Regions from separate parts of the Homo sapiens genome. Here region 1 is linked to region 2. A link is an interaction called in ENCODE POLR2A ChIA-PET data of the cell type or tissue named here. Cell type or tissue: OCI-LY7. All regions are shown on one strand. Each heading gives the region's core, and the rest is flanking DNA. Links, peaks and the distances in the headings are about the cores only.

Region 1 (5,797 bases), core at 1,715-4,214, 180 kb after region 2:
TCCAATAAATGTTTAAAATGACAAATGTAATAATTATATGTTCAAATAATTAAATTATAAATGCTAGCCTATAAAAGTGGATTAATTTTTGTAATGTTAGAGGTAATAATGACTTAATTCCTTGCACTGTGTCAGTAAAAATTTCTGTCATATCTCTTATGAAAACACTTGTTTGTCAACATAATTTTAATATGTGTATTAAATAATGTATATAAAAAGTATATGTTAGGTAACAGTTTGGAAAGGATGAGTAGACAACATTGGGTCATAATGATATACATGTTTATATTTGCCACTTTAATAAATGTGTAACAAATACGTATGAGTGAATGAAAATATATATGTCCTCATGAGTCATAAAGTCTTTCCTGGAGCTCTGGTCTTCCAATCTGTGCTTAAGTATGTCAAAGAGCTGTCATTTACTTGCCTTACAGTTTTCCCTGTGCCTGTGGGGGACCAGAAGTAAATTACTTGGGTGAAAAGTTATAACTCTTATGTCTTGCTAGAACTATGTTCCTTATAATAGTTGTAAAACAATATGTGAATAAAAAATGGATATGTTTTTCCTCACTTTTTTTTTTGAGAAACAAAGAGATTAATTACGTCTTAAGTAAAATTGCCTTTTTGTGGCAGAAGGTGAAAAGAAGATAGTAAACAGCATAGTTAAGTTGTAGAAGGTTTGAAGAGTTATGATGTTTATTTACTTTGGTGTAAAATACTTGCAAATAATGAGTTTGAAAGCATTAAACTGTGTGAAATTTTTACAGAGTTGTTTCAGTGTTTATGGCTTTGTTTATAAGATGAAGACCTGGCTTACTACAGAAAAAAATGTTACGTTGGTTGTATAAAAAGGGGTAAAACTATAATTTGGTTTATTTTCCGTTAAAATAGTTTTTTTTTTTAATCTGTGTCTTCTTTGTGTTTTGTCTGGATAAGAAATATTTTATACCATGAGACCTTAAATTTTTGTGACTTTTGTGCATATTCCTGATTTTTTTTTTGAGAAGTCACTCTTGAAAAAGCAAAGGATCCTAAAAATCTTTGCCACTTGGTTCTATGTTTGAATATTACTTCAAACTTTTTGCCTTTATATGCCTCGAACTTATGTTCATGCTTTTTCTGCTTTGACAATTCTATTTGATATTACAGTTTTCAAATTCAGCCTCCAAATTCACAGTAACAGAATATCATTTGCACCTCACCTATCTTTGGGGTTTCCCAGGTTGTTCCTGGGCAATGCCAAAAATAAACTCATTCACTTTAAAAAATGAGAAGGGTAGAAATAATTAGGTAAGTTTGACATTTTTCATGTTTTTAATTTACTCAACATCATTGCAAGGGCTGTCCTGCTCATCAAACCAACAATATGAGAAGAGCTAGAAAAATCAAAAGAGAAGTTCAACCTTTCCAGGTTAATTACATATAAGTAAAATGATATCAATATGAATGTATTTACCCAAATGTGTACTTTTTATGTTAGACACAAGCAAAAAATCCTGTTCTTGTATAAACAATGGTGGAATAGCTGTCAACAAGTTGATGTTTTAAAAATGTTTTATATCGAAATTTAATTAGAGTGTCCATGTATTCATGCTCTTTGGCCAATTTTTTTTTAATTATGGGAGTTATGCCCATTGAAAAGACGGCACAAAGTTTGTGCTTGACCTTATATGGAGTTATCAGTAAGATCACCTTATCTCTGAAAGGCATTCAGGTCAGCTTTACTTCACTGGCCAGGGTTGTTATGAATAATAGAATGGACTTAGACTTCCTCTTTGCAGGCCAAGATGTAGTCTGTGTAATTGCTAACACATCCTATTGTACATTGATTAACACCTTGGACCGACTGGACAAGTCCATACAAAAATTTTAGGAAAGTGTCTGAGACAGTCTGAGAGACTGTCACGATTTCCATTCTTTTGCATTTGCTGAGGAGTGTTTTACCAGATTCTGCATATGAGTAAGATTATGTGATATTTGTTTCTATTTCTGGCTTATTTCACTTATAATATTCTCTAGGTTCATACAGGCTGTTGCAAATGACAGAATTTCATTCTTTTTATGGCTAAATAGTAGTTGTGTATATATATTATCCTGTTGTTATCCATTCATCTGTTGATAAAGACTTAGGTTGATTGCATATGTTGGCTATGGTGAATAGTGCTACAATAAACATGAGAGTGCAGATATCTTTCTGACGTACTGGTTTCATTTTCTTTGGGTAAATACTCAGCAATAAGATTGCTGGATCACATGGTAGTTTTATTTTTTATTATTTGAGGAACCTCTATACTATTTTCCATAATGACTATACTAATTTACATTCCCACCAACAGTGTATAAGTGTTTCCTTTTCCTCACATCTTTGCAACATTTGCTTTTTTCCATCTTTTTTTTTTATAATAGCCATTCTAACTGGAATGAGGTGATATCTCATTGTAGTTTTGATTTGCATTTTCCTGATGTCAGTGATTTTTTTCATATACTTTTTGGCCATTTGTATGTCACTTTTTGAGAAATGTCTATTTAGATCTTTTGCCTATTTTTAAATTGGATTATTTGTGGGGTTTTTTGATAATGAGTTGCTTGTGCTCCTTATGTATTCTGGATATTAACCTTTGGGCAGATCTATAGTTTGCAAATATTTCCTCCCATTATGTTGGATGTATCGTCACTTTATTGTTTTCTTGCTGTGCAGAAGCTTCTTAATTTGATGTAATCCAATTTGTCTATGTTTACTTTTGTTGCCTGTATTTTTGAGGTCTTTTCAAAAAAATCTGTGCATAGGTCAATGTCATGAAGCATTTTCCCTATGTTTTATTCCAGTGATATCATAGGTTTTGGTCTTACATTAAATCTTTAACTCATTTTTGCATTTATTTGTGTATCTGCTGGGAGATAAGAGTCTAATTTTATTCTTCTATAAGTGGATATTCAGTTTTCCTAGCATAATTTATTGAATAAATTGATCTTTCCTCAATGTGTATTTTTGCATTTTTGTCAAAAGTCAATTGGCCATAGATGTGTGAATTTATTTCTGGGCTCTCTATTCTGTTCCACTGGTCTGTTTTTATGCCAGTACCATGCTGTTTTAGTTACTATAGCTTTGTAGTGTATTTTGAAGTCAGGCAGTGTGATACGTCCAGCTTTGTTCCTTTTGCTCAAGATTGCTTTGGCTATTCAGGGCCTTTTGAGATTCTATATGAATTTTAGGTTTCTCTTTTCTACTTCTGTGAAGAATGTCATTGGTATTTTGCTAGGGATTGCATTGAATCTGTAAATTGCTTTGGTTAGAAAAACATTTAAACAGTCTTGTTTCTTTCAATTCATGAACATAGAATATTATTTCTTCTAATCCATGAAAACAGGACACAAATGAAATAGATTTTTTTTTCTTAATTATTTTTCAGTGTTTTCTAGTTTTTACTGTAGAGATTTTTCACCTCTTGGTCCAATTTGTCCTAGGTAGCTTATGTATTTTTTGTAGCTATTATCAATGGAATTATTTTCTAAATTACTTTTTCAGATACTTCACTGTTTGTTTATAGAAACACTACTGATGTTTGTGTCTTGAGTTTGTATCTTGCAACTTTCCTGAACTTGTTTATTAATGTTAACAGTTTTTTGGTGGAGCATTTAGGGTTTTCTGTATGTAAGATCACATGTCTGCAAACAGAGACAGCTTGACATTTTCCTTTCTAATTTGCATGCTTTTTATTTCTTTCTCTTGCCTAATTGCTCAGGCTAAGCCTTCCAATATTATGTTGAATTGACATGGTGAAAATAGGCATCCTTGTCTTTTCCTGGATCTTAGAAGAAAAGTTCAACTTTTTCCTTTCCTATATACTATTCACCTGGATTCTCCAAGTGCAAACTTATAGTACATTAGTTTAAGTATTTGTTCATTCTCTCTTGCTTTTCCTCTCTTCCTGTTTATATTTTTTCTGAAACTGGTACAAAAGTTTGTAGTACATTGCAGAAATAATTTCCCTTATCTCAAAATAAGTCATTGTTTATTTTTCATGAAAACATGGAACAATGATCACACTTGGGAAATTATCATTAGTACAGTACTATTACCTAATTGACATACCTATATTAGATTTGTACACAAAGCCACTGTAGCCAGACAAAGTGGATTTATGTACGAAGTTCATAAATGCTGAAAGAAGTTGATGTGTACATGAGGCATCATTACCCTGTGTTTCTACTTTTGCATATGCTTGAAAGTTTCCATAATATATAAATGTCTTTATATGGAAATGCAGAGGGGTAAAAATAGACAAGACAATTTTTTAGAAGAATCAAGTGTTAGGATTCATTCTATTGGATAGTAAAACTTGTAAAGATAACTAATTAAAACAATGTGGTACGATATAAGGATAGACATGTATAAAAAACAGTCCCTCCATATGCAGACAAGTGATATACGCAAAAATTAGCACTACAGAGCAATGGGAAAGAACTGTTTTGCAATGAATGGTGTATAGTGCTGGCTAGTTGAATATCCATATGAGAAAAAAATTACATTTCACAACCCCATTGCAAAGGACACAAAAATCAGCTTCAGTGAATCACAGATCTAATGGTAAAAAGTAAAACAATAAGACCTCTAGGTGATAACAGAAGACTATCTTGCTTAGGTAGGGGAAAATTTTTTACACAGGTTCCAAAAAGCTAACATTGATGAAAATAATTGATAAATTAGCTTATGTTGAAATTAAGAACTTCCATACAACAAAAGGTACCATTAAGACTGTGAATAGGCAAGCCTCAGACAAGAAAAAGATAGTTTGCAACACTGAAACCAAAATAGGGCTTATATCAAGGATATATAAGAAACAAACGTGTAAAAATGAATAATGCAATTTAAAGAAAGGGCAAGACACTAAAACATAAGATCCAAAAAACAAGATACTCATCCAGTTAATACCAAAAGATGTTTAACTTAGTTATCAGGTAAATGAAGTTTAAAATCACCAATACAATATCCTTACACATTCACTGGAATGGTGAAAATAAAAATGACTAGCAACACTGAATGTAGACAAGCATGTGGAAACTTCCACATATGGCTAATGAAACAGGAAATCAGCACTTCCAGTTTGGAAAAGTTTGAAAGTGTCTACTGAGGTTGAACATACATCTGATTTTATTTAGTCATATTCTCAAATGAGGTATGACCACATGTTTACCAAAAAGCAGGTGCCAGAGTGTTCATTGGCCATTATATAAAATAGCTAAAACGTGGTAAGAACTCAAATGTCCATCAGCATTAGAATGAAAAAATGATACAAAGGAAGACTAGATGGCAATAAATTTAAGATACTCTCATAATTAGGCTGGTGCAGTGGCTACACCTGTTATCCCAGCACTTTGGGAGGCTGAGGCAGGCAAATCACTTGAGGTCAGGAGTTTGAGACCAGCCTGACCAACATGATGAAACCCGAACTCTACTAAAAATACAAAAATTGGCCAGGTGTGGTGGTATGCACCTGTAATCCCAGCTACTCAGGAGGCTGAGGCAGGAGAATCGCTTGAACCTGGGAGTTAGAGGTTGCAGTAAGCCAAGATCGCACCACTGCACTCCAGCCTGGATGACTAGAGTGAAAACTCCATCTTAAAAAAAAAAAAATCACAATTATAATGTGAGTAAAAATTGCCAAAACAATATAATGTGTATTATATGCGAACCCAGTTTATATACAGCTTGAATCCAGGCAAATACCATATAGGGTGCTACAAATTAAGATATTAATGACCTGTAGGGGAGATAGAGGGACTAGTGATTATGTAG
Region 2 (5,797 bases), core at 2,113-4,612:
CTGCAAACGCACCAAGATTGTGATTTTCTTCTTCCCATGTGCTTATCAGAAAATGAGAAAAAATAGTGAATGCATGGCATCCAGTGAATTATAAAAGCCTCCTTGAAAGAGAAGACATACGAAAGGTATCCAGAAATATTTATGAGGACAAATGAGTGATAAAGAATTAAATTCCTAAATCATAGATCACAGAACATTGTTCTTATTCTGAGGTCTCTGGATGTCTAGATATTGATAATAACAGCCTCCAGAACATTCAAGTTATTAAGGAAAACATATGCTACTAATTAGAAAGTAAAACAGCACAGTATATCTAAGTATCAAATATATAATTAAACAAGGCAATTTAACATCATTTGGAAGTTACTGCTTTTATTGTACACTCAGTTGTTTTTGTATTTTATTAATGTAATATTAGAGGGTGACTTAATGTTTTTCTTATATATAATTTGTTTGGTTGACAAGAACTTTCAAATACAGAATCCTTTGAGGAAAGTACATCCTAAAAGGATTGTAAAGCAGTGGTGAATGATCACCCTACATATAATCACTAGACTCAATATGTATTGTGAGAAGTCAAATTTGAAATAAGCAAAAGGTCTTTTGTGGGTGGCCCTTCACCAATCCCTCTAGCCATAGTCTTCAAAGATTGATTGAAATTTGTGGGTGGATCTTTGGCATTGTCAAAATCAACCATGGCATCAACAGAAACAATCATGTTCTTAATGGCCATGACTTACACCCTGACTACATGACCCTTTTTCCAAAATCAGCCAAGCAACTAGCAGGTTCTGAAAATGAGTGTAGTAGTCTGTTTTCACACTGCTGTAAAGAAATACCAGAGACTGGGTAATTGATAAAGAAAATAAGTTTAATTTACTTACAGTTCTGCATGGCTGACTCCCCAGGAAATTTACAATCGTGGCAGAAACTTACAATCATGGCGAAAGGTGTGGTGAAAGCAAGGTACATCTTCCCATGGTGGAGCAGGGGAGCGAGACAAGTGAAGGGCAAAGTGCCACACAGCTTTAAACCACCAGATCTCATGAGAACTCACTCACTATCATGAGAACAGCAAGGGGGAAATTTGCCCCCAAGATATAATCACTGCCACCAGGCCCCTCCCCTGATATGTGGGGATTATAGTTCTACATGAGAATTGAGTGGGGACACAGAGCCAAACCATATCAATGAGGCTCTGCAGTTATTCCCCAGTCCTGTTCAGTGATGCCCATATAAATGTATGGGCATGATAAACTCAAAGTTTTCATTTTATATTTAAAAAAACCAGAAGTTAATACAAGAAACGTGCTTTCTATTTAAAAGAAAAAAAAATGATTTTTGGTGTTCTAGCCCAAATTTTTCATACTGCATTATATGTATAAGCCTCAGGAAGTTGTTCATCACTTATTGGCCCACATAATGTCTAAATTCTAGACTGAGACAAGTTATGACTTGTATCACTGTTTCAGAAACATGAGTGAATAAGAAAAGAAAAATAACTCAAGGAACAAAACAAGACAAAGAAAGAGGACTCAAAAAAGTCTGTGTGTGTGTGTGTGTGTGTGTGTGTGTGTGTGTAATTATCATAATCCAAACTTATATTACTTTTGCTCTTTAAAGGAAGGTTCAGTCTTTATTTAGTAAAGTAGACCAAATGTGTCCATGTTAGCATCTCTTTTACTTTGGAAATGGAAGTGGGTCAGAAGCTCCCTCTGAGGCGGAAGTTGAAAATCTGTAGCTTATGACCATTAGATGAGCTTTTTATTTGCCCACATTCCAATCAGTTGCCAAAAATAAAACTAAGAAGACTGCACAGAAAAAAAAAATCTGCATTGGGCACTTTTTTTTTTTTTTTTTTTTTTTTGGAGACGGAGTCTTGCTCTGTCTCCCAGGCTGGAGTGCAGTGGCGCGATCTCGGCTCGCTGCAACCTCCGCCTCCTGGGTTCGAGTGATTCTCCTGCCTCAGCAACCCCCGTCCCAAATAGCTGGGACTACAAGTGCACACCACCACACCCGGCTGATTTTTGTATTTTTAGGAGAGACGGGGTTTCACCATATTGGGCAGGCTGGTCTCGAACTCCTGACCTAATGATCCGCCCTCCTCAGCCTCCCAAAGTGCTGGGATTACAGGCACGAGCCACCGTGCTCAGCTGCATTGCCCTCTTCTGTTGAAAAATGATCTAAGAACTGAGTCAACATTTCTGGAACTGATGGCAGGAGAAATTCTTACTATGGATATATACCCTGCAGTTCACCAGAGGCTCCAGCACTCCTCAATACTTTACCTAACATCACCAAGCACTATCACCTCCCTGCTCTTAGCTACTGATGTGCCACATTCTTGGTGCCTAGAGGCTTCTGAGTTTGTGATCCCTTTCCAAAACACTTTACCTTCCATCTCTGTGGCTTTATACAAATGAATTCTACTCTCAGTGTTCCCATCCGACAAATGCATGTGATTAGCTCTATTTTATAGCATTGCTTCTTTGATGATATAACATCATATGTGAAGGGCTTTGTGCAGATTCTGGTGCATATGATGCATAAGTAAACCCTGTACCCATTCCAAAATTTCAGTAAATATTATGGAAGAATTAAGCTGCTGCAATTTTCATAGTACTTAGCAACATTTTAGCAATGACTCTGTTCTAATTGACTGTAGATTATCCATCAGATTTATATAGATCAAAAAGTAATTATAATAACAATAGCCAACATTTATCAAGTACATGTAGTGTGCCAGAAACTTTGTTTAAACACAGAAACATTTTTAAATGTTAAATCATGTGCCTGTTTTTATGTGTCTTAGAAAAAATATATGTAATACATCCCCTCTATGATTTCCCTGATATTCTTGCATTGATAAAAACAGAGCAGAGCTGGGTAAGGAGGTGGATGAGATCACTGAGTTCATTTAAAGTCTACCTGTGTTAGTCCGTTTTCACATTGCTATAAAGAACTACCTGAGACTGGGTAATTTATAAAGAAAAGAGGTTTAATTGACTCACAGTTCTACATGCCTGATGAGGCCTCAGGAAACTTATAATCATGGTGAAAGAGGAAGGAGGAGCAAGCACCTTCTTCACAAGGCTTCAGGAGAGAGAGCCAGAGGAGGGGGGACGTGTCACACTTTTAAATCATCAGATCTTGTGAGAACTCACTAACATGAGAACAGCATGGGGGATACATGGGGATTACAATTCGACATGAGATTTGGGTGAAGACACAGAGCCAAACCATATCACTACCTAAGTAAAAAGTCACATAAATAAATATGTGACAGACCTGCAATTGGATGTAACAAAAATATGGTGATTATTATCTAATAAATAATCACTCCAAAATACCAGTTTAGGAGGTTAATATCTAACCAGCTCCAATTCTTAGCCTCAACAGATGCTAACACAAAGAGGTGTCTCTCTCATATCCAATACTTGCACACTAATGGCCAAGCTGTCATGGTCTCAGCTTCTCCCTTGTAAGCATATTTCTCTTGTGGCCTTTCTTTGGTCAGTGCTGCTTTACAGTGAGAATGTTACCTGTTTCTTCCAGGAGACTGCACACCTGTTTCTGCCAGAAGACAGGTGGCTTTAGAAGGCAAATGGGTCTGGTTCCTATGACATTTTGTTGAACAATGAATCATGCAAAACAAAATCCTTTATGGCTCGTGAAGCCGGGCTAATAAGGCAGATGTCCTCTAAACAGTTCCTTGGGGCCTAAAATGCAAATATTAATGTGCTGATGATCACTGAACCCTAGTTTTAGTAACTGGTTTTATCTTCATTATCTCCTATTATTCTCTGTGAAAAAAAAATCCATTCTCAGCTAATGATGGATAGAATACAACTGATATCAAAAGGTTTATATGGCCTCACTATCAATAAATGGAATCAAATCTCTCTTAAGTGGTAATGATATTCCAGAAAGGGCAACAGATAGTAAGACCATGGCAATAGAACATTCGGTGATGATTCCTTCACATGAAAACTTATTATCATTGCTAATTGGTCATTGCTACCTATTATTTTAGGCATATTGGATATGTTTTCTTATAAATGTAACAACTCTAGCTTACTTACTTCAAGAGAAAATCTTTACTGGCAGTACACATGATTAAACTATGCAATAGGGCACCATCGTTCAACTTAAACAATACTAAAGAACGTTATTATGTCAAATGGCCTGATTAAAAGGCCATTTTAATTTCTACTCAATAACACTAAATCCAAAAACAAGTTTTGACTATGAGAATATCAACTTTTTGCCAATCTTATTCCTGATTATTTTCATTTTACTTTTGTTTTCCCTCAATTTTCTAGTGTGTTCTGGAATTGTATTCTGGTAAAGCTATGATATTCATATATGAATTACTTAATACTTCTAATCATAAATAACTTGTCCATATAATAAAAACACTAGTAGGAAAGAGTAATTGGAAGTAGCAATGGAAAGGTTAGACTCTGGCAATGGTGTGTAAGTTTGCTGCCATCTATAGGCTGGCAGTAAAGTTCAAGGCCAAAAGGAACCTTGACCAGGTTTACCCACATTGTTAATACAAGAATCATATGTTTCCTGACAACTAAGAATCCTGGGATTTTCAGGAGAATGGGTAGTCAGCATAATTTTGCTTAATTTCTCTCTACGTAATTTATGAAAACTTGGCTGAAGACTTGAGTGGAATTTGCACGTAAAGTAATATTAGAATAGGCAGTTCTTTTAATAAAATATATTTTCTTTCATTTGGAGATCAGTAAGTTTTTTTTTAAAAAAAGCAAAAATGGAAATGAAGTATTAGGACACATTTATGCTTTTCACTTGAGATAAATGTGGAAGTCATACATAATTTACTATTTGCCATCTCATATTCTCTAGCCAGTAATGAAACTGTCTCCTTTACCTTTATGTATCATTGTTTTTTCCTAAAAATCGGAGTCATGCCTAGTATCTACAACCCCTGAATAAGATGAATTTTTAAAACACTGTTTTGAAACCATGTACATGTATTTATTCACAGATTTTTCTTTTTGGCATAAATACCCAAGCCTCTGTGAATTCAGGTTTTGACAAGAGCGCTGACCTGTACGGGTTTTTGCAAAACATTCATCCTTTATCACTCTTCTGCCTCTGGACTTAAGAGCTAGTGTGGGGCCCTGTGCAGAGCTCCCCAGAGGCAATGCCTGCGGAAAAGAAGGCCAACCTGGTTATGGCCCAGACACCATTTCTTCAAATATTCAAAATGCAGTGTACTTGGACATTGCAGTGCTACAGGTCTTGCTAGAGGCTTGCTGAGGGGCCTAACAGCCGTTGCCACCACAGGTGGCTTCCAAAGACGTATGGGAGAAAGAACACAAATCAGTTGCTAATCATTCTGTTTCACTTCTGCTGTTAACACGTGTCTGAAAGTCTCTCCCAGCCTTGTTTCACTGCCCTGGATTGGAAATGCAGATGTTCAAGACTTATCTCCTTAGCAAGATTGTCAACCACTACTTAAGAATAGAGCTTTGTGCCTCTCATAATCAGACCTGCAGTGTTTTGCACTTATTAGAATCAATAAGTAGTTACCAAATAACTGAAAAGACTAAGAAGCTAAAAACTACTGCTGTGAATTAAAATGTAAAACATGCAGGTTTAGCCCTGGTAAAGAACTAGAGATGGATTCTCTCTACCCATCTCCCCCAGCCTATGCAAAAGTTAAAAAAAACTTCAAATTCTTGCTAATTAAAAGGCTATGATCTGGACGGGCGTGGTGGCTCAGGCCTGTAATCCCATCACTTTGGGAGGCTGAGAGGCGGGT

The links. ChIA-PET counts read pairs that join two places held together with the same protein. Peaks named below come from ENCODE experiments on the same cell type or tissue, not always from the same donor. Only the 100,000 strongest peaks of a DNase experiment are listed, where the experiment ranks them.
Region 1: POLR2A ChIA-PET joins it to region 2 with 5 read pairs; 2 of 35 experiments call an interaction of 5 or more read pairs at or near these places.

What each region holds. Positions count from the first base shown.
Region 1 is chr14:87,243,920-87,249,716 of GRCh38, forward strand. No RefSeq gene overlaps it. Among named protein-coding and RNA genes, the nearest start is that of LINC01148, 340 kb to the left of the region's middle. In OCI-LY7, for the core only: no CTCF peak of the experiment used is centred there; no DNase peak of the experiment used is centred there.
Region 2 is chr14:87,061,925-87,067,721 of GRCh38, forward strand. No RefSeq gene overlaps it. Among named protein-coding and RNA genes, the nearest start is that of LINC01148, 160 kb to the left of the region's middle. In OCI-LY7, for the core only: a CTCF peak has its summit at 4,492 (motif pointing left); DNase peaks (open chromatin) are centred at 3,067, 3,617 and 4,497; H3K4me3 peaks cover 1,586 bases; H3K27ac peaks cover 2,447 bases.